2 separate regions of the Homo sapiens genome follow, and region 2 is linked to region 1. The links are chromatin loops, found by intact Hi-C in ENCODE. Cell type or tissue: heart left ventricle. All regions are shown on one strand. Each heading gives the region's core, and the rest is flanking DNA. Links, peaks and the distances in the headings are about the cores only. Region 1 overlaps SPAM1 (sperm adhesion molecule 1). Region 2 overlaps HYAL4 (hyaluronidase 4).

Region 1 (15,854 bases), core at 2,467-10,466:
GCACAAAATTGAGGATTAGACCTAGAAGTTAGCATCAAGAATAACGTCTTCTTTTTGTTTGAAGTATCTAATAGAGAACTTTACCTGTTTACAGAGAAAAGCTGACATTTGCCTAGACAGACTAAGTTATTAGACAGACTAATTTATGACTAAGACCCCAAAAGCAAATGCAACAAAAACAAAAATGGAACAAACTGGACTTTATTAAACTAAAAAGCATCTGCACAGCAAAAGAGATCATCAACAGAGTAAACAGACAACCTACAGAATGGGACAAAATGTTTGCTAATTGTGCCTATGACAAAGGATTAATACCCAGAATCTATGAGGAACTCAAACGAAATTGAAGAAGAAAACAAACAACCCAATTAAAAAGTGGGCAAAGGACACTAACAGGCATTTTTCAAAAGAAGACATACAAGAGGCCAATAAATGTATGAGAAAATGCTCAACATCACTAACTACCAGAGAAATGCAAGTCTAAACTGCAATGAGATATCATCTTACACCAGTCAGAATGGCTATTACTAAAAAGTCAAAAAAAATGTTGTCATGGATGCAGAAAAAAGGACACACTTATACACTTCTGGTGGAAATGTAAATTAGTACAACCTCTAGGGAAAACAGCATGGAGATTTCCCAAAGGACTAAAAATAGAACTACCAATCATCCTCGCAATCCCACTATTGGCTATCTACTCAAAGGAAAAGAAATCGTTATATAAAAAAGACAGCTTCACTCAAATCTTCATTGTAGCACTATTCACAAGAGCAAAGTCATGGAATCAACCTAAGTGTTCCTCATTGGTGGATTGGAAAAAGAAAATTTGGTATATATACACTATGGAATACTATGCAGCCATAAAAAAATAATAAAATCATGCCCTTTGAAGCAACATGGATAGAGCTGGAGGTCATTATCCTAAATGAACTAACTCAGACACAGAAAAATACTGCATGTTCTCACTTTTAAATGAGAACTAAACAATGAGTACTCATGGACATAAAGATGGAAGCAGTAGACACTGGGCACTCTGAAAGGGAGCAGGTTGGGAGGGGGATGAGGATTGAAAAATTACCTATTGGGTACATTGGTCACAATCTGGGTGATGGGTACACTAGAAGCCCAAACCCTACCATTATGCAATATATTCATGTTACACACTTGAACATGTAACCCTTAATCTAAAATAAAATTAAATTTAAATGTCTTTTAATGAAAAAGATACTATTACAAAATAAAAAATAAATACATAGGTACCCTAATAGAGAACCTTATCCTCCCGGAAAATCTTAACTAATTTAACCCCAGGTAATAATGCCTGACCTTATCTCTCCACTAGTATTCCTAAGCTCTATATTCAATTTACACCTATTAAAGTTGCATTTTTAAGTGTCTTCCTTGCTCATTGTGCAGATAATTCCTTCTTAAAGCACTTCTGCTAAGTCTTTGCTATCCCCCAAACCCAAACAATGACACTTACCCAGAAGTCTGCTTTCAAAATCCAGCCACCCAATGTCTCTTCAGTAGTTATCAAGGCAAGAAGTTGGCTGGTCTCAATGTCTTCCTAGAGCATTGGCTAGTCATTAGCATCCCTTTGAAAAAAAAAAAAGATTATTTTCTCTCAAAATAGATTTAGAAACTTAAAATTCTGAATATATCTAAAATTCTACTTAAGCTCTTATTCCTGTTGTAAAGGCGTTTTATCACTGGAACACATGCTAGCTAAATCCTTTGAACTAGGAATCCCTTGTCTAAGGATAAGTTCAAAATGATTTTGTAATAAAAATTATGTAGCTACGTGTAGATATTCACATGTGTAGTATTCACCACTATGTATTGTAGCATCTATGAAATGAAAAAAAATAAAAAGCAAATTCAATACCCAATTGATAAGCAATACCAATGATAAGAAATGCTTAAATACGGTATTTCATCCTGAAAGAATGTATGCAGATATCAGAACTAGTTACAAAGATAATGATGCAACATGTAAATAAGTTTGCCTAAAATACAAAGTGAAATAAAATACAAAAATACACACAGTTGAAGTATACAAAAACATGTAAGTGCATGCTTAAGGAATTAAAAATATTCAAAAATATGAAAGAATATTTGTATTTTCTGAGTGTCCATTATGTATTTCTGATCTTCTAATTTTCTTTCATCCAACTATCATACTGTTTCTCAAATAAAAAGTGGAAACAAATACAATTTTAATGTTAGAAAATAGTTTGCCAGAACAAACTTGAATCTCAGCTTCCCTTCAGTGAGGAAAGACAAATAACCATAAACCTCTCCACACATTATCTACCAGGATGCTTGTACAGGGGATTCTTGTTCTTGTACAAGGAAGAGGAGTTGATGATTGAGAAATTTTTTTTCAAATAAATTTTACTGAGTATATTTAAGGTATACAACATGATGTTATGGGAAGATTAGGATTTTTGAGGTAAGGAGAGGAGAGTATCAGACAGGAAAAAAAAAAAAAAAGAGCCAAATTTCTTGGCTTAGTCCTCAGCTCTTCTTTTCCACAACAAACGCTTTATTTCCATGATAAATGCTTTCTCTCTAGAGAATCATAACAGATATAGAAGTCAGTCAAGACACTGCCTTCAGAATCTACCTTTTGGAATTCCCATTTCCTGTGAGTTTATGTATATATTATCTCAATGGAATTAAGAACTGAATTTAGATACAATCCTCTTACCATTAAAATTGTTATAGATTTTGAATATAAATTATTATCATAAATATTTTTAAAAATTCAGAAATATGGACAAATATTGAAAAAGGCAAGACTATAACTTTGGTGAAAGCAAACCATAACATTACCAAAGGGGGAGGACCAAAGGGAGTCCCAAATCTAAGTCATTCACAAGGCACCTCCTCAGTCTCCATTTCTCTACAGACCTCACTCAAAACTACTAAACTTTGTTACAATACTGAAAATGGCCTCCAGCCTCAGGAAGCCTCAGGATACTGAGATAATTTTAGTGTTCTAAATTACTTCTGTACATAATGTGGGAATCATTCTTTAACATGAAAAATGAAAAGCAAATTTCCACATGAGCGGTAGGCCCCAAGTTGATTGCCCTCGTATCCTCATCACATTTGGTAGGTTGTGTGGCATTTCCAAGGTACATAGTTCATAAGTCCAACCCAAAGGCTGACTAATACCTCCAGTTACAAGTAACAGTGACTCCAAGCTAAGAATTTTAAGGAAACTTTTAAGAGACCAGCGTAATATCCCTGAAAGCACATATTTTCTCCTAAAGCAAAAATATTTACAAGTATTTTCACGAATGAAAGGAGCTTTTGTGTAAGATTTTTTTTCTAAGAAACTTCTTAAACTATTGTTTTTTATAAATATATTGACCAGAAATAGATAACTTGATTCAACAAGATAAGTTAATCCCATTTTAGGTGAAATTTCATCAACTCTTTTTTCCTTCCCCTTTATTATTATTGTCAAATTATTCCTCTCCTTTGGTTCTTTCCAGCCTCGTCTTAACTTTCCCAGTGTCACCCAGATATGTTTTGAACAAGCCAGAGATTCTTGAGGCTGAAGAAACTGCTCAAAATGTGGCACATTACAGAACTTTTTATCTTTTTTTACAAAACAGTACCTGCTTTTTCCTACTAAGCTATGCAGTAGAAAGAACAAAGGCAACTTACTTTTAAAGTAAAAACTGAAAAGTTTTCCTTTAAGATGTGACTAGGTCAGAAGTCACTCCAATCTATTAGCTCTGCAGTATTTAACCTGTTGGGTGAGAAAAGACAGCCCTTTGCCCAGTCAATTAAAGGAAGATTTAATCTTTTGAAATGTTAGTGTGTGAACCTGTCTGTGTGTGTGTGTGTGTGTGTGTGTGTGTGTGTGTGTGTGTGGTGTTTTAATCTCAGCAAATTCAATCTTTGAGACACAATCTCAGTCTGTTGCCTAGGCTGGAGTGCAGTGGCACCATCTTAGCTCACTACAACCTCCAACTCCCAAGCTCAAGTGATCCTCCCACTTCAGCCTCCCAAGTAGTTGGGACTACAGGCGCACACCACCAAACCTGGATAATTTTTAAAATTTTTTATAGAGATGGGGTTTTGTTATGACATCCAGGCTGGTCTGGAACTCCTGGGCTGAAGTGATCTCGCCACGTCGACCTCCCAAACTGCTGGGATTACAGGCTTGAGCCATGCACCTGGACTTATTGCTCAGCATTTGGTTAAATTAATAACATATTTCTCTAGTGTAATACAAATGAAGCATATACTTCATGGAACAGTTTTCAAGAAAATACAGCATTTATTATAAAAGAAAAATAATTTCTCCTTTAAAAATTAACAAAACAAATTAAAATTAACATTTTCAAAATGATAAAACAGGTTGGATATTTTTTATGATAGAAAAATACTACTTTTATGAGTTTTCAAAGGAAAATAAATCTTGAGACCACAAAATCACTAAGCCAAGGGAAACGTCAACCTAGAAACTATGTCAGGCAAACCTGCTTCCCATTTTATTCCTAAATAAGCTAGCTACAAATTCAAAAAAGCTACACACCTACCAAACAATTTGCCCACAAGGAAATGCCTCCTGGACAAAGGACAGACAGAACTCAAAGTCATCCCACTGAGGCTCACCTGAGACATGCGTATCTGATTGCTTCCTCTACCTTATTGTTTATATAAAAATGCAGATTCACTGAACCAGACTAAATTTTGTATGCAGTGGAAGGCTGATCAAGGACTCAAAAGAAGGCAACCTTTTGTCTCTTATCTACTTATAATTTGGAAGCCCCCCACCTCAAGTTGTCCTGCCCTGCTGGACCAAACCAATGTATATCTTACACATACTGACTGATGTCTCATGTCTCTCTCAAATGCATAAAAGCAAGCTGTACCCTAACCTACTTGAGGACATTTGTCAGGACCTCATGAAGCTGTGTCACAGGCACGTCCTTAACCTTGGCAAAATAAACTTTCTAAATGTATTAAGACATATCTCAGATACCTTTTGGTTTACAATTTGGTGACCAATGGAAGGGACTCTGCATGGAGGTAGCTCCTGGACCTTTGACAGATCTCCAACTGGGCTTGGTACCAGCTTGAGCTTCTATGGCCCAAACCAACAGGACGATTTGCTGAGGCCTGGAAGCTTCCCTCCCTCCAGAGAATCCCCAATCACCCAAAATTTGGTTGAGATCTAACGTTTATTTTGCTGTGCAACTCTTTTTCTGAGTTTTACTTGCTTCCAACAAGGAAGGCAAGTTTTTCTGCTTTCATGACAATGGAAGGCAGGTAAATCCTCTCTGTAATTTGAGCTCACTTCCAACAGGGAATTCCAGTTTGAATTTTTTCCTGCTTCTAGGATGGTAGAGAGCTGTCTTCAGCCTGAGACCCACTCCTTGGTAAGTAGCTGAATTGGGATTTTGTCTTGGATAAAGTTGTGATTAACAGTCAGCTGGTCTTAATTCTCCTTACCATTAGAGTGTTCAGTAATCATACTGTTGGGGTTTTTTGTTGTTTGTTCTGGTCTTTCTCTCTGGTCCCAGAGTTGACCAACTCTACCTGACTTGGTCAAATCTGAATAAGAATTACAAATTATGGGGAACAAGGTCTGTCTGAATTAGCTGAAATTCCTCATAGCTACAAAAGAAAGGGGAAAAAAAAAACAGGGGCTTGGTTTCTGTGTTTGCTTTCTGTCTTAAAAAACAACTGTTCTTTCATTTACTTTTCTTCACCCTATTCCTTCCTCCCCTTTCACCATCTTCAATACCAGGGAAAATCTAAAGAGGCTTCTAATGACTCAAACCCCCTAAAGAACTCAGAACACAGGCACCTCTTGCCCCTTTTTGGGGTGTTCTGTTTTCTTTGTAGAGTTTCAAGAGTGATGGGCAGATTCTTCTTAGGTCTAAAGGTCTGCTCTCCTGTATTTGCATAACCTGACCTCTTTGGCTTTAGAGGGTACCAAAGATTACCTTGTACTGAGAGAGGATTTGACCTTGGCATGTGTAATGGTGGACAAAAACTAACAAAGTTAAAGCTGGCTGAGGACAGTTACTGGAAGTGTTCTTCACTTTTTTTTTTCCTCCTAGGAAGCTGTTGTTTAGTATCCTAATTCTAATTCAGAGGTGCATTCTGAAGAATCTTCTTCATTGCCTTTCCTCCCAAAATTAACCTCCCAAAATGTTAAAAGAAGAATACTTTTTGTCTAATTCAAACTTTTTTAAAGGTTATGTATAAAACAAGGTAAGAGTAACCTGGAAATAAGAGAGATGTAAAGAAAGTTATAGAAATAAAGAGGTATTTTTGGTAAGAAAGCTTAAAGAAAAATAATTTTACATGCAAAAGAATCTTATATGGTAAATTTTTGTCCTAAAATAAAATGACTGGTTGTTAAAGAAAGAGGGATGTTCAGGACAACCATGCCCAATGTCTGTGTAAGTCATAATAAGAAGGTTTATGAAAAGAAAAAAAAATTTTATATGATCAAGTTGTCTATATTTAATATTTTTAAAACCCCACTTATACACTAAATAATTGGTTAGAATAATGAGATTTTCTTAAGGTATTGCTTTACTCTTAATAAAATTACAGGACTTTATAATTTTTTTATGCAAAGTTCAACTTTTACTGTGTCTCATTGTTTTCAGGTTTCTCTCCCCTTTTAAAAGGACTGAAATTATAGCTCTGTCCTTCAATTCATTTTCAGCTACTGTAAGTTTTTTCTTTGGGTCATAATTGTTTTGGCCTGATGCTAATAATGTTTTATCTTGAAGGTCTAAAGGAAATGTTTTCTTCCAACATAATATTCTGTGCTCTTGGCTTTAAATTGCTCAGGAAGCACCTCCTATGGCTAATTAATTCAAGTGCCATTCTCATTAGGTCTGACGTGAGGATTATCTAAATGAACTTCCCACAGGGAGCAGCAGTCACATTGCAGAAGTTCTTTTCTTTTGCCTTTTGGTAACTGGGCCTAACAAACAGATTTTACATTTTATCAAAATAATTTCTGTGTCATTATTACTAAGTTTGGGTTTGCTTAGGAAAAAAACTGAGATTAAATTTTTATTTAATTAAGGTTATTACATCCGTGTAACTTTCTGCAGGTGCTTTTACAGTCCTTGTGTCATTGAGTACAGGGCTTTGACTTCTGAGTCTAAAAAGGACCCCAAATCTTGCTAAATCTTAAAAACCGACAGCAGTTAAAGCCTCATTTTCAGACCCAGTAGAAGATGCCAATCAAAATAAACTGTGTTCATGAGATACAGGGCCAGAAACTAAAACTATTCAATTCAAGGCCCAGGGACTATAGCAGAAGAGCTAGGCATGTGAGATCATAAGGGCTGATTTTGAGAAAAAATAAGTTCAGTTTCTCTATAAATTAACCATTAATGTTGAAGGCACGCTGAAGCAAGACCAGAATATGGACTCCTGTGTTAGATTAACAAGGTTTTCTTGGAGAATTAACCCACTTCTTAATAAAAGGTTATAAAGGTTATAAAAAGGCTTATGGAAATTATATCTTATGGTCAAGATAATTAAAGTTTTACAGGCAGTTTATAAGATTTGAGAGACATATTTAACTGACTTCATTCTGTCTTTATTAAGGCTTATTGTTTGGTCTCCTCTCTCAAAGATAAAGGTTTCTGCTTTCGTTTTTTTAATCTTTGAGTTATCACTTTGGCTAAATAAATGACTTACTTTACAATGACTGTAATCCTATTTTGTGATATCAAGGGTTCTAAACATTTTATATTTGAAACACTTTCCAAAATCAAATTCTAATTTTGGTCCTCATAAATTTATTGATATTAGTTCCCTAAAGTTTATAAGAGATATTTGGTTTATTTGATATAATAAAATCATACAGGAAGTATTGTCAAATATGAAAAAATGTTTAACCTTCTTTGAATTATATTTACATAAATGTGTAATTAGTTTGTGTTCCAAAATTGTATGAAATTCCTGTGCTTCTAATACATCTTAGCATATGTTATCAGTAATAATTATGATTATTATGTGAAATTGTTGTATGCCACAGAAGTAACCAATTTTCTTGTAAATTGTGTATTTAACTATGACTGTTCTAAGACTTTTGTCATCTGCAGTTTTATTTTTATCCTTTTCAAAAGGTGGCATTATAACCAGCATAGGATTCTGACGGGTGCACTTGAAGGCAGGTTTCTGATAACTTTGGAGATTGTGACACTAGAATAGAGGGAAAACTTCCAAGATTCTTAAAGAGAGCTGAAATGTTCATGAATATCAAGCAGAACAGGAGTTAACTGCATAGACTAAACCGCATGGAAGACTGAAATAAATCCTTTTATTACTTTTTGCTTAAAATGTTGCTGATCCTTTGTTTATCAGAGGTAAGAAAAACTTTTCTTTTGAAATATTTACAGCTTTTAATAATTGAGTAAAGTATACTCCTACAAACAAAATTTGGAGCATATTTCTCTCTACATGATTTCTCCAAAATTTGGAAACTAGTTGCAAGTATGCTTAACTTATAGCAATATAGTTATTTGCATAAGTGTAATAAGAATTTGTTTTCTTTTGTAACAGGACATAATTGTAGACACTAGTTATTTTACCAAGGTTTTTTACTGGAATGGAATTCTTTCAGATACAGACTCCTTTAAGGAATCAAAGTTGAATTAAAGAGGCAATAAAAGCCCCTTCAGAAAGCTGATCTTATATCTTGTCTACACAGTCCCTGCACAGGTTGCTGACCTGTGGTAAGTAAAGAATGTCACTTTCTGACAGTCCCAGGAGCCCCAAGGTTCCTTGGGACCTTGAGGTGAGGAATTCACTCCATTAATACAGGTATCTGCAGGCACAGGCTGGGCTTAAGGCATTAAAGTCAAATCTGAGAATCCTTATGGAATAAAGTTTCAGCAAAGCCAATTTTTTAAAAAAGAAACAATTATTCTTGCTGATTTTATGCATATACTATGGCCAAGTATAATAAGACTAAAACTTATTTTGCAGCTGAATTTGTCCTTTGACTTGTCTTTAGTGAAAATAGGACTGGAGAAAGAAAAAATGTGTTTCAAACTATCTCAGAGACCTTTGTTTTAAGCTACAGTTTAGAAAAAAGGTCTCTGAGGCAGTAAATAACTGTAGTACACCTGTTGTTAGATTCTAGTCTTGCCGAATATTTTTCAATTTTTATTATTTGGACTGAACTTATAGTTTGGACTGAATTCTAAAATTTTTCCTGACTACCAGTCTACAAAATAATCTATTAAATTTTTTCTTCTATTCCTCTTTTTCCCCATTTTTCCTGATTTGAAATCACTAAAAATTAAGCTGTGCTTTTTTAAAGTCCTGCAAACTGAAGCTAGACAACTTAAACTTTAGAAGAAAATAACAGCAACCTATTTACATACATAAACCACTTTCATACCAGCCTACTGATTCATAGACTTCAGAGTAATAGTGCCTATATCAATTTTCCAGTATTGCTCACTTCTTCGTTTGTTGTTGTTTTTCTCCCTTCCTCTCCCTATTTTCTTTCTGTAGAATGTGAGATTTCACAACCTGCTAAAAATGAGCTTTACTAATAATGTGGGACCTACCTGTCTAGGAATAAACTGCCCTAGCCACAAGGGATGAGACAAAACCTGACACCAGGGACCCATTTTCTTCTAAAATGCTTTTCCTGAAAGACTTTTAAAAGAAAAGGGGAGAATGTGAAAGAAAAATAAACCTTAGGACGCCCAAATCACTAAGCCAAGGAAAAAGTCAACCTGGGAACTATGTCAGGCAAACCTGCTTCCCATTTTATTCCTAAATGAGCTAGATACAAAGGTAAAAAGCTACATACCTCCCGCACAATTTGCCCACAAGGGAATTCCTTGTGAACAAAGGACAGACAGAACTCAAAGTCAGCCCACTGAGGCTCACCTGAGACATGCATATCTGATTGCTTCCTCTGTCCTATTGTTTATGTAAAAATGCAGATTTACTGAGCCAGACTAAATTGTATATTCAATGGAAAGCTGATCAAGGACTCAGAAGAATGCCACCTTTTGTCTCTTATCTACTTATGACCTGGTAGCTCCCACCTCAAGTTGTCCCGCCCTGCCACACCAAACCAATGTACATCTTACACATATTGATTAATGTCTCACATCTCCTTAAAATGTATAAAAGCAAGCTGCACCCCGACCAACTTGGGAACACATTGTCAGGACCTCCTGAGGCTGTGTCACAGGTGTGTCCATAGCCTTAGCAAAATAAATTTTCTAAATGTTTTGAGACCTGTCTCAGATACCTTTTGGTTTACAGAATCCTGCTTTTTAAGATGGGAAGAGAGAGAGGAGGGAGAAAAAGAAGAGCCAAATAAATAATGAAATCCTTCAAGAGCAGTTCCCAAAATAAAATTTTATTTAATTACTCTTTTGAAACATAGAGATATAACTCACACATGTCCAATTTGTACAGTAAACTTGTCCTATTGTAATGGTGTAATTAGGAATTAATATATGTAAGAGACTAGAAAATCACAATCATTAAACATGAATTGGAAATATTGAATCCTTCAGCATTGACTCAATATTTAACATGAATTGGAAATATTGAATTCTTCAGCATTGACTCAATATTTACATTGATGTGTTATAAGAAATATTAGTACTTTCACATTTTAAAAATGCATTATAGGTTCAAGCACCACCATAGCTCATGGCTGTAATTCCAGAGATTTGAGATGCCAACGTGGAAGGATCACTTGAGGCCAGGAGTTTGAGGCCAGTCTGGGCAACATAGGAAGACCCCCATGTTTAAAAAAATAGAAAATAAAAAAGTTAGCTGGGCATGGTGGTATGAGCTTGTAGTACCAGCTACTGGGGAGGTTATGGTTGGAGAATCATTCTAAGCCAGGAATTTAAAGCTGCAGTGAGCTGTGACTGCACCACCACACCCCAGCCCGGATGACAAAGTGAGGCCCCATCTCTTAAAATTAAAAAAAAAAAAAAGCATGGTAAGTCAATACTAATTATGTTGTATTAAAAATAAGAAAATAATTCATCTTATTCTTGGAAGATAATTCCTTTGGGGAAAAAAATGTGAATAACATTTTATGTCCAAAATATCTTTGTAGGTCTCAGAGCTTATTAAAGAATGCATATAATACACCTTTAATTTTAGGATTAGTTTATTGTTCAATTTTCAGAGCCACTCATCAATTGGTACCCAATTGATGCATGCTAAGTGAGTTAATTAGTAAATTATATAAATGAACTTGATATACTTTAAATTTCACTAAACTCAAAATTATGACCAATGGTGACACTTTAAAATGAAGATGTTCAAACACAAACTAAATCCACCAATCAGAAGCCACAGTGCAGTCAAAAAAAAAAGAAGTAAGCAGTAATTACAGCAGTGAAAACAGATTTAATTCAGAAAAAAACAATTGCAATAGGGGAAACAAAACCTCAGTATAATACTGGGCTCAATTCCAAAAACAACAAGGAAAAGTGATAATTTGTAGCCAACGGCAGGGTGGGGATCAGCAGGATAGAAAATTACTAAGAGGAAAGATCTCAGGTAAGGCAGGTTCTGGTGAAAACAACCTAACAGTACTCTTACTGAAGGCTGGCCGGGGTGATCAGACATCTCCTGGGGGGTGACGGAGGATGAGGAACCCCCAAGAGTAATCTGAAATAGAAGATGGGGAATTCTTGCTAAACTGACTTGCAGGTTCTTGCTAGAACTGGACTCTGAAAGGAAGGACACCCAAGCCCAGAGTCTGAAACTTAGACAAAAATAATGCACAAATGAGCCTGATTAGAGTTTGATTAGCAGAAAATCTTTGTCTCTCCTCTTGTGCATGCTAAATTAGTTAATTAGTTAATTAACTAAACGAATTTGATGTCCTTTGAGTTTAAGTAAACTCAAAATTATGGCTGATGATGAAACTTAAAGTCAAAATATTCAAAGAAAAACCAAGCATGTCATCCAGAAGCCACAGAACACAAGCATTATTCAGAAGACTAGTATGTCTTTCGTAGGCAAGCGTAAGGCTGACGCACCCAGATATGATTGAAATGAAGTAATTGAATAAAGACTTGAGGCCGGACACAGTGGCTCACGCCTGTAATCCGAGCACTTTAGGAAGGCCGAGGCGGGCAGATCACGAGGTCAGGAGTTGGAGACCATCCTGGCTAACATGGTGAAACCCCGTCTCTACTAAAAATACAAAAAATTAGCCGGGCATGATGGCGGGCGCCTGTAGTCCCAGGTACTCGGGAGGCTGAGGCAGGAGAATGGCGTGAACCCGGGAGGCGGAGCTTGCAGTGAGCCGAGATCGCACCACTGCACTCCAGCCTGGGCGACAGAGCAAGACCCTGTCTCAAAAAAAAAAAAAAAAAAGACTTGAAGATCATCTAAATGCGAGATGCTAATTAAAAACATAATAGCTTTGCTGAGGATGCTCTCTTCAAATGTCTCTTTTTAAACCCCAGGCTGAGATCAGTGATAATTGATTTTCAGTCAATCCAACATCCCACTATAAAAAAAAACCTAGGACCAATCCCGGTTCTGCGATTACAGTGGTTCAGCTGCCTAGCACTAAGGCAAAGGGCTCAGTACCAAGTTAGGCTGAAGTTTAAGAAGAATGACAAACACCTTTATTATTACTGGTGCATTACGTAATGAAGTTCACAAAAGTATAATAACCATAATGAGGGCTATGGGTTTGCAATTAACCGTCTATTAGCAATAACCAGTGTTTCTCTTCTCTCGACCAGTCAGATGACTTTTGGGTTTTATTTCTATGATTTGCCAAAGTCATAGTTACTAAATCTTCTACATATGGGATTGTATTAAAGATCCAAATAGCCACTACAGTCAAACACAAACAGAAAACACCTTTGTCCAAAGGCAATAGGGACCCAATCACATCAATTGTAACTAAGCACATTAACCAATGCTGAAGATAAATGCCAATAAATATATATTAGCTCACCTTCAAAAGATAATGCAACAAGTATGTTTCCTCTTATCTATTTAAGGCATCTGATGCCTATAGAGATATCAAGCCTCTAAATGGAGCACTTAGGATGCAGACTGAATTTTTCCTTAGGATAGGTGACTTGTTTAAAAATCTTATCAGAGTGGTAAGTGGCTTATTATTTATCTTCCTAAAAAGCTATGTCTTGAAGTCTACCTTAAGAATACACATTTTCTACAGCCAGGCATGGTGGTATGTGTCTGTAGTCCCAGTTGCTTGGAAAGCTGAAGCCAGAGAATCACTTGAGGCCAGGAGTTTGAGACTGCACTGTGCCCATATCATGCCTGTGAACAGCCACTGTACTCTAGCCTGGGCAACACAGTGAGACTCCATCTCTTTAAGGAAAAAAAAAAAAAAAGCACATTTTGTGACAGCAAAACTATAACTAAAGTCTTAGGCAATCAAACATCTTCCCAGCACCAACTGCCACCATTCTTTCTAACTAATGTGATATGGTACAAGATTTGAATATACTTGTGCCACAAAACAACACTAGAAACATTTATTAATGTCTTTCTTGACAATGACTTTTTTTCTGTCTTCTCACATTCACTTTTTACCTTTTACTTTCTATCCTTACTGTCTTCCATCTGCCCATGGGAGGTGGAAGCTGATGAAACACATGTCTAAAAAGACTAAGGAACTCAGATCCAGAAAAGAATTGAGGCTTTATTTCCATTTGTAGTTCTATTATACCAAAGCTGGAAGATCCAAATTATTCAATCTTTAAGCATCACTTAACTCTTTAAAAATACATCAGTAATTCCTAAATCTATCTAAATTCCACGAATGCTGGGATAATGAGTAAAATGATACCTATGAAGCGTCTTTTTTTTTTTTTTTTTTTTTGAGATGGAGTCTCTGTTGCCCAGGCTGGAGTGCAGTGGCGCGATCTCGGCTCACTGCAAGCTCCGCCTCCCGGGTTCAATCCATTCTCCTGCCTCAGCCTCCCGAGTAGCTGGGACTACAGGCGCCCGCCACCATGCCCGGCTAATTTTTTGTATTTTTAGTAGAGACGGGATTTCACCATGTTATCCAGGATGGTCTCGATCTCCTGACTTTGTGATCCGCCCGCCTTGGCCTCCCAAAATGCTGGGATTACAGGCGTGAGCCACCGCGCCCGGCCTGAAGTGTTTTTTTAAGAAGCTATGTGACTCTAAAGTGTAGAGTTATTTCCCCTGGACTACCAACATTATTAAATATTGCTTATTATGGCTCATTTGAATTTATTCCGAACTATGAGAAAGGTAACTGTAATAGGTGTGGAGAGGATTCCTTTTGACATTTTGGGAGCCATAAAAGCCAATGTATGCAATTAGATTAGGGGTATCTCTATAAAAATTTAGAGATTGTAAACCCCTAGCCTAAGAACATTAAAGAAATATTTGCCATGGATACTGATTTAGACAATACAGAGATGCTTGGGGGTAATAACAATAATCTAAGTCTTCTGTAAAGAATGTGGTTAATAAGAAAGGTGAGGTGGGAGGAGGAAGAGTTATACATAGCAAAATTCATTTCAAATTGTAGAAACTCAGAGCAAGTTGTATTTACAATTGTCCCTTTATCTCCACCAATAAACTGAGACACTGCTGGTGTTTTGCCTCCATAGAGATCACATGCTTCTCATTAAAAGGGAAATTGGAGAGCTAAAACAACACTTCTGCAGCAGAATTCAGTCAGCCCCTCCACTCTGAGACCATCTCTAGCTAAAATCTATTTAGAAAGAGCATTACAGAGTGAAACCATTCCCATAAACTTTATAGAATTTATCAGGGAAGAAGGGAGGGGGAGAACTAAGATAAACCAAGCCTGCAGCACACTCAGCATTAAACATTAGGTTAGCTTGCTCTCTGACCCACTTCCTTATACTGTTTCCCTGTTGCTGCAGAATCACGTAGACTGCTATAAGATTGCAATTCCCCCTAACTGCTCTACATGACAACTTGAACATTACTAAATGTAAGTTTTCCCTTTGAGATGTTTTTTAAGTCCTGTGTACCAGTGAAACTACTGATACCAGCTGGTCTGAGGGACCCCATGAGGAGCTAACTCGTCTCCTTTTACCAAAGAATAAAATTTCCACATCCTAATGACTTCATCCCTCTTACCCCAACCAATCAATAACCCTAATCTTCCAGCCCGTTGTCCTCCACAATCCCCTTAAAAACCTCATCCCAGGAATCCTTGAAGAGATGGATTTGAGAGTCTCCTCCCATCCCCTAACCTGGCTGCCCTGCAATCAATAAACTCTTTCTCTGCTGCAAACACTGCTGTCTCAGTGCATTGCACTGTTACTGTGCAGCAGGCATATGAACTTGTTAGTCTTACAACAAAGCCACAACTAAATTTCACTTAAGTAGTCCAATTCATTTTAAGCACAACAGAGAGTAGTTGAGAACACAGTAATACAAGAAAATGATATTAAGTAAGCCTATACCTAGCATTTTTTTCCAGACTGAAGGTCACAACCTATAGTGAGTCATAAAGTAAATTTAATTGCTTGTAATAAGCCTTTAAAAAAAACCCATAAAATAGACTATAATAGTGTAGAATAGGATAGGATAAAATAGGTTAGGATAGAATAAGAAGTACCAGAGTGTCATTGCATGAATAAGGGTGAGTATTGTTTTATGAACCTTTTCTATCAGTTATATATTTGTATGTGTATGTCTACTGAGTAACAGCATAAAATGTATTTTTTAACTGTGGAATGGATTAAATCACTTGAATACCCAAAAACTTTGGAGGCTGACACACTTGGGTTTTAAATCCTAAGGGCAGCCACTTTCTAATTAACTAGCCTTAGTAAGTTACTTAATCTCTTTAATCT
Region 2 (15,854 bases), core at 2,855-10,854, 59 kb after region 1:
CGATCTCAGCTCACTGCAACCTCTGCCTCCTTGGTTCAAACAATTTTCCTGCCTCAGCCTCCTGAGCAGCTGGGATTGCAGCCATGTGCCACCACACCCAGCTATTTTGTATTTCTAGTAGAGTCAGGGTTTCTGCATGTTAGTCAGGCTGGTCTCAAACTTCCAACCTCAGATGATGCACCTGCCTTGGCCTCCCAAAGTGCTGGGATTACAGGTGTGAACAACTGCGCCTGGCCAGTAATTTTAATTTTTAAGTATCAAGTGCAGAACTTAGGACAGAGGACAGAGCTCTAAAGACAATGCCTGTAGGATCCAATCCCTCTGAAAATGGTCAGAAGACACAGCTGGACCAGGAAATACGGGGCCATATTGGAGTTGGCCATGCACTGCAGCTAATGACCCAGGCACTGTAGACACACATATATTTCCAGGTCTAACTGTGGTCTCCTGTCTATACCCCAGAACCTAAAGACTTAAAACCAAAGACATAAGCTTATAGACAAATTAGGCAACTATCAAAAATATCTCATAAACAATAGTTTTATGATGTTAAAAATCTAGCAGAGACAGAATAAATTAGTCTGACCAGTAGGCTCAGGCAAAAGTGTCTAAATTTTTATAAACATTTTAATCTAAATAATTTAAAAACTAGCTTTATATATGAAAGATTACTAAAGTTACATGAACTTGCAAAGCATTTGGGCTTATTTACTTAATTTATGAGTACTGATTTATGTCTATCAATTTGGTACCATATAAAGACAAATATATAAAGATAGACATGTAAACATGTATACACAGAAATAAAGACAGACAAATGTAAAAATGCAAGAGCTTTAATTTTAATTTTTTATCCATGAAACAAGTAAAACAGAGTAGGTTAAAAGGACAATGGATTTAAACTGTACCTTTATAAATGGAACCAGTTAAAGTTGATCTGTCCTACAGGAATGAAATCCTTACCTAGTACTGGAGAAAAAAGAGTGGTAAATTTATATCTCAAAGCACACAGAGAGAATTTAAGTTGTTTTTAAGAGAGAATTTGGCTGTGTTAGAGACGATTAAAAGTGGATATCAAGGTAACAAAATCATAGGAATTTACTACAGGATTTTACAAAGAAACATAGATTAACCTAGAGAAAGTTTAGAAACCTTTCCAAATAACCAGCTGAGTGGCAGGAAAGTCATATTTTGGAGACCAATCTAGTTATATAGGTGGATTTTAGGTTTAGCTTCCATTTATTAACTGAATCACTGAGCTCAAGAAGTGCATTAACAAGTAAGGCCAACAAAGCATTTGCAGTTTTTAGGACCTAACACTTACATATGTGAAAAGCAGGAGCAGCTGGAAGGCAGAACATCCAGATCTCCAGAAATCAAGAATCTCACGTTTACACTGAATCCTGGGTCCCCACAAAGAGAAAACACCACAGGACTGGACTGTGTAATGCTTCCACAGTGCACCTCACTGCAAGGACAACTTCATGCCAATCAACACACTCTAATCAGCTCATCCCTCATGGGAGCCTTATAGCTTGATGGCAAGTGTTTCTACAGTCTTCAAGTGTACAACCCTCACTTTTCTCATCTAAATGCACAAAGAAATGAGTAGCCATCTACAGTAATAACCACTCACTGCAACCACTATCAGCCCACCTTCAAAACTGCAGCTTTGCCAGGGACTTGCCAGCCATCACATACCCAAAATTCAAGTGCTCTTACAATACATATTAGCCCCTGCTACGCTCAAAAACCAAAGAGATGCTTAATGTGAGAGACAGCACAGCTTTTAGACCTGAGAGAGACCTGCCCATAATGCTTGGAACTCCATGAGGAAAATAAAAGACCCTGAAAAGGGGATATGTGGTGGCTTTTACTGTGTTCCTCAAGGATCTCAGGGTCACTAAATGTAACATAGATTTATGTAATATAAATGGTAGCAAAAAAAAAGAAGGAGTAGAAATAAATGAGAGAACAAGTCTTAGAGGACCCAATTTGAGACGATGTTAAGCTTTCCAGAAGGCCAATGAAACTTTACATTTTTTCTCAGTAAAAATTACATCAATAAGAAAAGAGATAAACAAGGATCAAACATAATTGAAAAGGGGTTTAGTTGACTGAAAAAAAAAAAGTTCCCAGGAGAGAAACATAATCCAAAAGAGAAAGAGTAGAAAGGCATATCTAGCTAGCTGGCTATCTCCTGAATATCAGCCTTTATTTGTTTGTTTTTTCTGAGACGGAGTTTCATTCTTGTTGCCCAGGCTGGAGTGCAATGGTGCGGTCCCGGCTCACTGCAACCTCCACCTCCCGGGTTCAAGCAGTTCCCCTACCTCAGCCTCCTGAGTAGCTGGGATTACAGGCATGCGCTATCATGCCAGCTAATTTTTTTATATTTTTAGTAGAGACTGGGTTTCACCATGTTGTCCAGGCTCATCTCGAACTCCTGACCTCAGGGGATCCGCCCGCTTCGGCCTCCCAAGTGCTGGGATTACAGATGTGAGCCACCACGCCCGGCCAAATATCAGCTTTTAATTAAGCTGACTTTGACCACACAGCTCTTAAAAACATCTTTTCAAATATCTTATCAGATTTTAGCCAGGAAAAACAGCCAATATTACTAGCTTTTGAACCTTTTTCTTTTAAACCATAGATAACTTTCCAAGTGACTCACCAAAACCAGTAAGTCTTAACCAAGGTTTTGACTTAACCAAGTAACCACAAGATATCTCCAAAGAGGTGCAAAATGATCCTCACAAGATGCAGAACCACCCCAAAGACAGCTAAACAACCAAGGATGTGTGAGGTGTGTCCAAGGAGGTGCAATGCCATTCTCAAAAGATCCAGAACCACCTCCAAAGACAGCTCAAATAAAGAAATGTTTTGCTAGTCACAAAGTGGGTACAAGCCACATTTTTGTCCAGCCATATTCTCTAGGGTCCCAGCTTTTCATCTGATCTACACAAAAAGGCCTGAAAGCCTTATGTGCCTCATAGAGACAGAAGACAGGAAATCAAAAACTATAAACGAAAGGGAAAAGGATTAATAACAAATGGGTACCCCAAAAGTCAAGAGTAACACAAACATCAAATCAATTTTTAAATAAACGTTTCTTCTCCCAAGTTAAAGGACTTACGTTTCCAAGCGACAGATTCCCTGACTGGCAATCAAACCCAGGACATTGTGGTAAAAACATGGCATTTTAACTACAAGATTACAAAATGGAATGTCCTTCATTGCAAACTTTTCAGGGAATTCAAGGAAGCCAGTTTGAGTGTACAAAATATTTTAACTTTGTTTTAAATCCGATTTCTGCTTTGTTTCTCTTTTTTATTAACCTTGCCAAGGGAACTTTTTAGGCCATATTCTTTTTGTATCTTTTCATAGATACCGATAGGATAAGGGTTTAAGACAGAATTCTCTAAAAAGTTAAATATAGACAATTAACTTATTTCATAAGTGAGCTAGTTCTCATACTCCCTTCCCCAAACCCCACCTGTTAACCCAATTTGGGGAGGGAAAAAGACAAATACTCTTACTACCTTTATTTGATCTGGCACCACAGGCAGCTATCTGGGAGAACTTACCTGGTTAAAAAAAAACAAAAACAAATTCTTACCTTTCTTTTCTGGCTTTTTGTCAACTGTCCCAAGATCCCATTCATAGCCCTCAGAATGAACAGAGTGATTTGTTACTAAGTGTACAGTACCAGACTGTAAGGATGAAAGGCAAACTTCCCCTTTGCCCTCTGAAAGTTTACCGAAAATTACCTGACAAAAGGCAGGAGGAGAAAAGGCATACACATTTTATTAACATGCCTAACCTCCAAATGGGGTACAAAAGTTTATTTACCCTTTTCATAGGGGAGAAAGGAAGTGGGAAATGTAGACAATTCTTTTGAGTGGTAGTACATGATAATTAGGGAGAATGAATGAACTAGGGAGACAAATTAATTTCTAAATGATTCTCTTTGGAATTTGAATGGGTCCAAGAGGCAGAAATTATCTTGTGGAAAAGTCCATTCAGTTGTGGTTGCATTCCTCAGTCTTCTTTTCTGCAATAGATAATGAGATTTCAGGGAGAGGATAGAAGGTAATTGTGTTTCTTTTGGTAATAAGCTTTCTTGGTCAGATAAGGAAGTTCCAGTCAAAAATTGTTCCCTGTACTTGGGGTTGGGGGAGGAACAAGACAATGTTAGAAGGATCTTAATTCTGAGGCTTATTTCTGAGGCCTTTTAATTTGCAAAAGCATTCAATATGCCCAAGCACTATATTTTGAGGAACTGTTTTCTGCACCCCAATGGTAGCATGTATTTATGTGTCATTCCTTTTTGTGGCAAACAATATTCCATTGTATGAAGATATTACATTTTATCCATTCATCAGTTGATGAGCATTTGGGTTGTTCTCACCTTTTCATTATTATGAATACTACTTCTATAAACATTTATGTACAAGTTTCTGTATGGACATGTATTTTCATTTACCTTGGGTATATACCTAAGGGTGGAAATGCTAGTGATGCAGGATTTTTTGCTCCTTAGTTCAGCTAAAATCCAGGCTCTTGACTCATGACCAGGGAAAATTAGACACACAGACACATTGAAGGATGAGGAGGGCAGATATATTAAGCAAAAAGAAAGCCCACAGCAAAGAAAGAAGGGGTCCTGCCAACAGGCTCCCAACTCATAGAGTGAATACCAGGCCACCACACACAAAGGTGAAGAGGCTAGGCTTCTCCCGCTGCATAAGGTGAAAATCCTTGGTGGCTCCACCCCATTTTTTCAGGGTGCATGCAGGCCCCCAGTCTGTTGCGGGCATGCCCAGGTAAGACCCTGTGTAGGTTCCTTTAACTGCCTCTTGCATCTATCACTAGCTTATATGGCAACTCTATGTTTAACTATTAAAGGAACTACCAGGAAGTTCAACAAAGCAGCTGTGCCATTTTACATTCAACTAGCAGTGTATGAAAAGTCTCATTTCTCCGTATCTTTGTCGACATTTTTTATCTGACTTTCGAATTATAGCCAATCTAGTGGATATGAAATGGTGTGTCATTGTATAATAGAAGGTTTTTTAAATTGACACAAAATAGAGGTACATATTTTTAGAGTACATGTGATATTTTGCTACATATAATGTGTAAAAATCAAATCAAGGTAATTGGGGTATCCATCATTTTAAACATTTATCTTTTCTTTATGCTGGAAACATTCAAATTCTTCCTTCTAGCTACTTTGAAATATACAATAGGTTATTGTTAACTAAAGTCTTTCTTTTTAATTCCCTAAGAATTAATGATATTTAGCATTTTTTATGTATTTATTGGTAATTTGTTTATTTTCTTTGGAAAAAATGTTGATTCAACTCCTTGGCCCATTTTTTAATTGGGTTATTTGTTTTGATTATTGAGATTTAAGTATTCTTTATATTCTAAACACAACTCTCTTGCTAGATTTAAGATTTGCAAAAATTTTCTCCCATTCTGTGGGTTGTCTTCACTTTCTTCATAGTGTCCTTTGAAGCACAAATGTTTTAATCAATGAAGTTCAATTTACCTATTTGTAGTTGTTGTTCTTCATGGTTTTGGTGTCATGTTTATGAATCCATTGCCAGATACAAGGTCATGGAGATTTATCCCAATGTTTTATTCTAAGAGTTTTATAGTTTTTGCTCTTACTTTTAGGTCTTTGATATGTTTTGAGTAAATTTTTACATATGGTGTGAGGTAGGAGTTCAAATTCCTTCTTCTGCATGTGGCTATCCAGTTCTTCCAAGACCATTTCTAGAAAAGACTATCCTTTTCTTCACCTAATGGTCTTGATACTCAACCAAAATCAGTTAACCATAGACACATGGGTTTACTTCTGAACTCTCCATAGAATCTTCATAATTCTATTCCATTGATTCATATATTTATCCTTAGGCTTCACTCACTTGATTGAAGTTTCTTGGTAGTAAATTTTGAAATTCAGAAGTTTGAGACCTCAAACTTTATTCTTTTTTGTCAAGATTGTTTCAGCTGTTCTGTATTCCTTGAAATTCCATCTGAATCTTAGAGTCAGTTTGTCAATTTCTACAGATAATCCAGGGATGATTCTGAATAGGGATTCTGTTGAATCTCTAGGTCAATTTGAAAAGTATTGTGATCTTAGCAATACTAAACTTTTAGATCCATGAACAGATGTTTTTCCATTTATTTATCTTCTTTAACTTTTTCAACAACGTTTTGTAGTTTTCACAATATAATTTTGATATTTTGTTAAATTTATTTCTAAATATTTTATTTTGATGCTATTATAAATAAAATTGACTTTTTAATATTATTTCAGATGGCTCACAATTTATCTTTACATATTGACCTTTATCCTGCAACCCGGCTATAATTGTTTATTAATTCTAATAGCTTCTAAATTCCTTAGGATTTTCTGTATATAAAATCATGTCATCTGCAAATAGAGATCGTTTTACTTCTTCCTTTTCAATCTGAATGACTTTTACTTATTTTTCTTGCCCAATTGACCTGGTTAGAACTTCCAGTATCATGTTAAATACAAGGGGCAAAAGCCCCTTATATCTTGGTGGGTTTTTTTCCTACTCTTAGTGGGATAGCAACCAGTCTTTCACCACTAAATATGATGCTAGCTATGGGTTTTTGTTGGTGCCTTTTATCAGATTGAGGGAGTTCTATCCTTTTTCTTTCTTTTTTTTTTTTTGAGTATTCTTATCAGGAAAGGGAGTTGAATTTTGTTAAATGTCTTTTCTGCATCTATTGAAACTATCATATCGTTTTTGTTCTTTGTTCTATTGATATGGTGTACTATATTGACAATTGATTTTTAACTGACAAACCACTTGCATTCCTGTGATAAACTCTACTTGATCATGCCGTGTAATTCTTTTTAAATGTTGCTAGATGTAGTTGGCTAGTATTTTGTTGAGGAGTATTCCATTTATATTCATAAAATATATTGGTCTATAATTTTTTGTAATGCTTGTGTCTGGTTTTTGTATGAGTGTGATACTGGTTTTACAGAGTAAGTTGAAAAGTGGTCCTCCCTCATATACTTTGAAAGATTTTCTTTTTAAATGGTATTAATTTTTCTTTAAATGTTTGATAGAATTCACCAGTGAAACCATCTGGGCATGAGCTTTTCTTTGTGTATAGTTTTGCTTGTTTGTTTTGCTTTATTTTGCTTTTACATATTCAATCTCTTACTTATTCCATGTCTATGGAGATTGTCTTATTAAGTGAGTTTTATAATAATAGCTTGTGTCTTTCTAGGTATTTGTCCATTTCGTCTAAGTTATCTAACTTATTGGCATACAAATATTCATAATATTCCTTTATAATTCTTTATTTTTCTGTAAGAGAAGTGGTAATATCTTCTCCTTCATTTATTTTCTTTTTCTTTTCTTTCTTTTTTTTTTTTTCTGAAACAGGGTCTCACTCTTTCACCCAGACTGGAGTGCAGTGGTGTGATCATGGTTCACTGCAGCCTAACCTCCCAGGCTCAAGCAATCAATCCTCCCACCTCTACCTCCTAAGTAGCTGAGACCACAGATGTGCATACCATGCCTGGTTAATTTTTTTATTTTTTGTAGAGACGGGATCTCCCTATGTTACCCAGGTTCATCTTGAACTCCTGAGCTCAAGTGATCCTCACACCTCAGCCTTCCAAAATTCTGGAATTACAGGCATAAGCCACTGTGCTGGCCCTTCTTTCATTTCTAATTCTTATAATTTGAGTCTTCTTTTTCCCATGTCAATCTGGTTAAAGGTTTCTCTGTTTTAGCTTTTCAAAGAACTAGCTTTTGTTTTCCTTGATTTTCTCTACTGGTTTTTTATTCTCTATTTCATTAAGTTCCACTCTGATCTTTATTTTTTTTCCTTTTATTAATACTTGCTTTAAGTTTTGCTTACTCTCCTTTTTCCATTGTCTTATAGTGGAAGGTTAGGTTATTCATTTGAGATCTTGTTTATAAAATATGGATATTTATAGTTACAAATTTTCCTCTCAGCACTACTTAAGCAGCATTACACAAGTTTTCATATGTTGTGTCTTGATTTTTATTTGTCTTGAAGTATTTTCCAATTTCTCTTGGGATATGTCTTTAACCCACTGATTATTTAGGAGTGTGTTGTTCAATTTTCACATATTTGTGAGTTTCCCAAATTAATTTATGCTACTTATTTCTAACATCATTCCATTGTGACTGGAGAACATACTTTAATTACTTCTATACTTTTACATTTATTGAGATTTGTTTTATGGTCTAGTATTCGGTTTGTTTTTGAGAATGTTCTATGTGTACTTGAGAAGAACGCATATTCTTTTTTTATTTGGGTGGAATTTTCTATAGATGGCTGTTACATCAAGTTTGTTTATAATGTTGAAGTATTTTGTTTTCTAGTTATCTTCTGCCTAGCCATTCTATTCATTATTTAAGTCTCCATCTATGATTGTTTGATTGTTGAATTGTATATATCTCCCTTCATTTCTGTCAGTATTGCTTCATATATTCTGGTTATCTGATATTAAGTGTACATATGCTTAGAATTGTTATATCTTTCTGATAGATTAACTATTTTTGAGGACTTTGGCCTATGAGGGTATAGCAAAATTTATAGTATTAATTTCTCTAGAGTGGTCTTATTCAACTTTTTCATTATTTAGTTCCTTAAAAGGAAGTATACGTCTATTTTCATTCAAACACGCAATCTCCTTTGACACTGAAGCCTTTATAAGGAATAAATTAGCATTTTGGTTCCACAAAGAAAACTCAAAAATAAGACAACACTTTGATCTTGAATATAGAAAGCAATGAAGTCAGTTATTTTGGTATACTGATTACAATCGTTTTAGTAATAAATGAGTCTGGTTTTTCTGTGCGAATCAGTGACACATTAATAGCTTATTAGATGGTAAATGCTAGTTAACAATCATAACATTAGGAAAAAATAGAAGCAGAAAGTCTCTGCTGATGTGGTGCCATTAGACAAAGTTTTATATCTTAAAAAAAACACACATGTTGTTGATCAGAACTATCAGAAGTATCTCTTACATCAAGAAACAAAGTAAATGCTTGATAATGTGCTCAACTCAATTATCCAGTTTTTCTAACTCCTGCACATATTTCAATAATGAATGTCATATTTATAAATCATTTTGGAAAGTACATATTCTGAGTAATGAGAAGTTGATACAGTTTTAGGTTATCTCTACATATTGTCTATTGTAAATAGTACTTCAGTTAACACAGGGAGGCTTATATCTCTTTGAGATCCTGATTTCAATTCTTTTAGGAAAATACTCGGAAGAGGGATTGCTAGATCATATGGTAGTTCTATTTTTAATTTTTTTTAGGAACTTCCATACTGTTTACCCTAGTGGCTGCCTCATTTTTCATTCTCACCAACAATAAGCAAGGGCCCCAATTTCTCCACATTCTTGGCAACACTTGTTGTCTTTTGTGGATAGCAATAAATTTGACAGCAGAAAATTACTTTTCTTGGTGTATTAGTCTGCATTCTCCCGAGAAACAGAACCAATAGTGTGTGTGTGTGTGTGTGTGTGTGTGTGTGTGTGTGTGTGTGTGTTTATCAGAGAGAAAGAGAGAGAGAGATTTACTCTAATAAATGGGTTCACAGTTATGGAGGCTGAGAAGTTCCAAGATCTGTAGTTGGAAAGCTGGAGGTTCAGGAGACTCAATGATACAGGACTGAGGATTAGGTGGGCTGATGGCATAACTTCAGTCTGTGTCTGAGTCTGAAGACAGGAAAAGACCAATGTCTCAGCTCAAACACAGAGCTTAAGTCTCCCTTACACTGCCTTTGTTCAGGCCTTCAACAGATTGGATGAGGCCCACCACACTGGGGAGGACAATCTGCTTTACTCAGTCTTCTCGTGTAAATGTTAACCTCATTCCAAAACGCCCTCACAGACACGCTCAGAATAAACACAGTCTATGGCTCAGTCAAGTTGACACATACAATTAACCACTATGCTAGGTATCTTAGTGGAAGAGAATGCCGAATGCAATAAGTAGTCCCAGTGATAACCCAAGAACTTTCATTTTCCAGAAACAGAGAACAAAGTCTCCCATTTTAAGTTTGTACAATTGAAGTGATACTAGAAATAAAAAATTGATAGCTCCTGGGCCCTTAGGAGGGAACAAAGTGTCCAGTTCATATATGAATTTTCAGTAACATTCAGATTTTTCCAAGTTCTTAAGATCAGCATTAAATACAAAAGTAAGAGTGTCTGTATGTACTTAGTTCTCTGGTAGGAATGAAAACCATAATACTAACATTCATTTTGGCACAAAATTAATTTTTCCAATTATTAAATCTTTATCATATAAGTTTATAATTATAATATTGTAACAGACCTGCTGTTCAAGGTTTAGAATAAGCAAAATCTCAAAAACAATAACAGCACCATATATGATTTTATATTTGTTGTGTGTGGCTTCAAATGGCTTCTCCTGGTTTCCTTTTATTGATGAAATTATCATTTCCTTGAATCATTTATGGCTTTTTATCTGTAATAGAATTTCAAACCCAGTACATTCTTAAGACCCTTAGAATTTCAGGCCCAGTACATGCTTAAGAAACTTTAGTTTAGCTGTCTCCAGGAAGTCTTTCTAGAATGTGACCAAAAATATATTTCTAATATCTGAGATCATGAGTTTTTCTCAATATGATTAGATGGCAGTCAAAATAAAGTCTAAACAAAATAATTTTTAGATATCTTTTGAGATTAGCATAGAGATGTTATTCCTCATTTCTTTGTAAAATTGAATACTTCCCCAATATGCAGATGTACTATAATTTAGCAAGCTCCATGTTGATATACATATGGATTCCTTCGCCATTTTTTTCTTATTTGTTGATAAATTCAAGTTATTTGTCCTGTAGAATTCCCTAGGATCTAAATTTTGATGATGTCATCTCTAACTTCTTGTTTAGCATTTTCCCTTATTCTTTATGTTTCTTGAGTTAGTAGATAGATTTTTTTTTCCCAAACCATGCTGAAAACATCGGAAGTAGCTAAATTTTAAAGGCCTGATCAAATTTCAGCTTGATTTCTGGAAGGATTATTCTTAGTTGATGTTTCATACTTCAACTAGGTGGTATATAATTGTCTGGTTGACTCTTTTTTGTGATTTTAGCAGCTATTGAGGGTCAATGCCTCTATCCATTAATTAGAAGTTACAAAATTGTTCTATTCTAATTACATCATACTTTCCCCGTTTATTGGCTTGAATAAAAAGAAATTACTCTCCTTCACTATTTGGTTACCCTCAAGTACAGATTATGTAGGAAATGCAGAATAAATGATTGATTATCAGTTTTCAGAGTAATGAGTTGATTCCTTAATATTGTTCAAAAGTGGCCAATGAAAGATTTTTGGGTTTGTTTTAGTATCATTTTGACTTCATGGATTTAAATATATCTGATGTATTTCAACCCATTGCAGTTAGTATTTCTTCAGTGATTTTCAAATTTCACATGTTTGACAGTGGGAGGCTCTTTTAAGTTGACTCAAGGGTGCTTTTGATACAATTCTAGTAATCCTTGATAGCTTCCTTGCTTTATGTTATAAGAAGAGATTCCAGACTCATCTAGAGCAATTCCTGTCTTAGATAGGCCTGGAATCAGACATTTTCCTAAGGAGTCCTGGTTTCTTTATGAATAAACAAAATTTAGATACTTAGAGTATGTCAGATGGGTACATTGCTAGTAGACCAGTTAATTTAACAGTTTTTCTTCCAAGGGGTCAAAGAAAGCACTGACTGCCTGATACCAGAATCACTATACTTGTGAATTATATATCTTTGTAAATTGGTTTTTAAAAAGTACAAATAAGTCTTCTATAGTTTCTGCTGGAGATCTGATGGAAAGAAAATTAGTTGAAGTTTCAAAAGTAAAGGTTTAAAGCCTGGGAACTGCTGTGTGATATTAAGTAAGTCATTTCACTATTCTGAGTTATACATAATTTCTTGTACTTCAAAATAGAGATAATATTACCTATCACAACTTTTATGAGAACCAGTATTGAAAGTACATCATAATAACAGCTAACATTTCCTAGAATGTTTTATATGTCAGCTTTTGTGCTATGTTACCTAGTTTATATCATTAAATCTGTATAAAAGAACAAAAATTATTATTATTATTATCTCCCTTTTATAAGGGAGAGCACCAAAGATTAGAGTGACTGGTATCTTGCTGTTTCTGTAAAGGAAAATTACCATGATCCTAAGAAGCTGAGGTCATCAAGCGGAGTAGGAGGTAGATTTCCTATCCAGGAGCAGTGAGCCAAATTAAATGCACAGGTAATCTACAGCTGCAAAATGTGAGAAATGATTGAACATAACCAGTAGTAGCAGCCCAAATTAAGAAAAATGTTAAAATGCATTAAATTTATGCTCAAAATTAGAACAAGTATATTTGGATTCATTTACAAGAAGAGGAAGACAAAGTTATGATAGAAAGAAAGCTCAGCAACTGGGATTACAGACTGGGCTCTTTTACAAACTCGCCATTTGAGTTTGTCAAGAGATTTATTCTCTCCAGGTCTCAATTCTTCACAGGGGAATGAGGATATGTGATTTCACAAGCTAATCTTCTAGGATAAAAATAGAACAGTAATGCTTGAGAAGAACTTTGTAATAACTCACTACTGATGTGCAGAGTTAAAAAAAAATTACAACGTATTTATAGGTTCTACCGATTCAGGTTTCTGAATCACTCATTAATTCCTTCATTTAACGATACTTGTTGAAGACCTACTAAGTGTCAGACACTGTAGCAAGTAGTGTTCTAGCAGTGAACAAAGTGAAGTCCTCATTTTCCTAGTTTACATTCTAGTAAGGAACGACAGAAAATGGAATACACCAGGCCCACTACCAAATTTGCAACAGCTGATTTGTGCGCCTGGCATACCCTTCCCCCAAGTATTCTCATGGCTAACTCTCTCTCCTTTTTCAAGTTTTCGTTCAAATGGGCACCTGCTTGATGAGGCCTAAACACAGAATATCCCTCCCTCCCCCACTCTGCTCTCTATATTTTTTCCTATAAATCTTATCCCCTTCTAACATATGATATAAATTGCTTATTTGTGTGTTTAATATGTTTCTCTGAGCTATAACGTAAATTCCAAGATGCCAGGACTCTTTGTCTGTTTTGTTCAAGGATGTATTCCAAAGCTTAGGCAGTACCTACTAACGTGTAATGCTCAATAAATTGATTAACAAACAAACTGATCAATGAGTGAATGAATGAATTAGAAGGATGATCTGGAAAGTTTTCTCTGATGAAGTGACTAAATAGTAAAAGCTTGGCATTTAAAAAAAATCACAGCATACAGAAAATTGTTAATTAAATTGTGTTACATCTAGTTGATAGACCATTATGTGGCCTTAAAAATGATTTTAAGTAATAGCTATAAAGTTTATGAAATAACACGGATACTACTTATAATGGATGGGTAAGTGAAAATGCATATGCATATATTACTATTACAAACATATTAAAAGGTCTTTAGAAGAAATATTAGAAAGTAATATACCAAAAGTTACCCGTTTATGTTATAGTGATTATTGGTGATTTCCTTTATCATTTTTTCTATTTTCACAAATTTTCTATAATTTCATTGTATCATCTTTGATATAGAAATAAGTTTAATTTTTTAAAAAGCTAATCAATGCAATACTACCTACCATTCACAGCATTTTGTTTTGTTATGTTTTTTACATTTAGAAATTAGACCTTAACAATGTCAATAACCTCCAACAAGCATAGACTCGCAGTTGAAAAGAACACACCTGGATTTCAAATGTTTCACAGAAAAACAGAGGTGAAGAAGGAGGTTGAATCAACTATAATTTCTTCTACAACAGCATCATTACTTACTTTGAGTTTACCTTTCAAGTAGATTGTCTCCAGAAGAAGGAAGTCCTATCAATTAAACATGACTCTCAAGAGAAAAACACAATGCGTATAAGTGATTTTAAACAGAATATAGCATCAAGAAGTAGAAATTGCCCAAGACCCTGTTTTATCCTGCACTTTCCCATTACTTTGGTAATCAACAGTTGGTTGAGGCTGGGTGCCGTGGTTCACACCTATAATCCCAGAACTTTGGGAGGCTAAGGCAAGAGGATCTCTTGAGCCTGGAAGTCCGAGACCGGGCTGGATAACAAAACAAGACCCCATCACTACAAAAAAAAAAAAAAAAAAAAAAGTCAGTTGAGGATCAACAGCGGAGTCCAAGTATGCAATGGCTATGTTATTCCATTTACTCCTCAGAATAATTAATTGAAGTCGGAGTTATATTACTAAATTTCAGATAACAAAATGGGGACTGTAGGTAAATTTCCCAAGGTCACACAACTAGATACGTAGTGAAACCATGATTCAAATTGATTCAAAATGACTCTAAATTCACTATAAAAAGTCATACATGGGAAGGGGAAAGCAAAAATATCTAACATTTCTCATAGGCCTCCTTTTCCACAGCACTTCTGGACCCCTTAAATGTCATGTTTTCTACATAATGATTTTTGCTTGCAAAAGTCACCAACTGCATCTTTACTAATATGGCTCCAGCTCCCAGATCTACAGCAGTGTCAGGGTAGGTAAGCATGAATATTATCCCAAAGCCTTGACAGTGTTCAGACTGCCAGGGTCTACGAAGGAAGGACTCCAAGTGCCATCTTAGAATTGGTGCTTTGCAAGTTGGTAATGGCTCCCCCTTACCTCAGTCTCCGGCCCCTCATGAGAAGCTATGCCAGGAATGGTTCTGCATTTAATGAGTCCAAGTGGGAAACAGAAACCTAGTGTGAACCCGAGGCTAGAATAGAAACTGGATTTAGTCCTCTTCAGTGGACCAGTTGACCAGGTGACCCCTTCTGTTAAATCAGATGATTACTTAGTAATGTGTCCTTAAATAAATTGCCAACTTGAAAAAACAGTCTTTGAAATGAATAATTTAATATTTTTATGTATAATTTTATGTATGTACATTCATGAAAAGACTAAATTATACTAGTTTTAGTTTAAATGCAACTTAAATATTCCAATAAGGAGGAAGTGTACATTGACTTTACCCCAGATCTGGTTTCCTAGCCAGACTGGAGGCAAATAAAATAATGTTTCTGTTTATGTTAAGTGACATACATAATGTCTACTTATAATATCTCTCAATAGAATTCATAAGAGAAAAAAAATGTTATAAGTTACATCCTTCTTTAAATGACTAGGCTAGAGGCCACACAATTCCCTTTAAACTCAATTATCTCACAACTGAATGCTTCGATAACTTGCTAAAAGCAGTAGACAAAGTGTCATTAGTGAACCAGGAGAAGGGGAAACCCCAGAGCAGCCATCAGCCGTCTTTATTTCTCTGCAATCAGCTCCTTCATATCCCTGATAACAATGACAGGAAAATGTATCTGCCATCACTGCCAGGTCTGTATCAGATGCTTTTCCTTTCACAGTAAACTCCCCGTCCTCAGAGGCCTCTATGTGGTAACTTGCAGGGTTCAAGTGAAGGTAACTGGGCGCGTTCCACATCTTCCTTATGCACCTGCCATTGTTCCTGCAGAGGTGAAGGCTGCATACCTCAGCAGCTCTGGTCACATTGGCTATGTAGCTCCCTAAATCAGAACTCACAAACTGCTTCACCTTTGTACAGTTGGCCTAGAAATGTAGGAAGAAATCAATTTTAGTGTGTTCTCCCTGGTAGAAATGTACAAAGAAATCGATTTTAGTGTTTCTCGCTGGTACTGATAGAATTAGAGCTTCTAGCACAGTTCTTTGGTCTTGATTAAAACATAATGGCTTGGTTC

What was found. A loop is a pair of places that touch in the nucleus more often than their neighbours do. Peaks named below come from ENCODE experiments on the same cell type or tissue, not always from the same donor. Only the 100,000 strongest peaks of a DNase experiment are listed, where the experiment ranks them.
Region 2: a loop joins it to region 1, with 4 times the contacts of the local background. A loop is called at or near these places in 1 of 110 quality-filtered maps.

What each region holds. Positions count from the first base shown.
Region 1 is chr7:123,935,613-123,951,466 of GRCh38, reverse strand. It overlaps SPAM1 (sperm adhesion molecule 1), which reads right to left. Exons shown (of 5, transcript NM_153189.3): 2 at 1,484-1,595. Among named protein-coding and RNA genes, the nearest start is that of SPAM1, 18 kb to the right of the region's middle. In heart left ventricle, for the core only: no CTCF peak of the experiment used is centred there; no DNase peak of the experiment used is centred there; H3K27ac peaks cover 277 bases.
Region 2 is chr7:123,876,605-123,892,458 of GRCh38, reverse strand. It overlaps HYAL4 (hyaluronidase 4), which reads right to left. Exons shown (of 5, transcript NM_012269.3): 5 at 14,978-15,705. The coding sequence ends at 15,304. Among named protein-coding and RNA genes, the nearest start is that of HYAL4, 39 kb to the right of the region's middle. In heart left ventricle, for the core only: no CTCF peak of the experiment used is centred there; no DNase peak of the experiment used is centred there.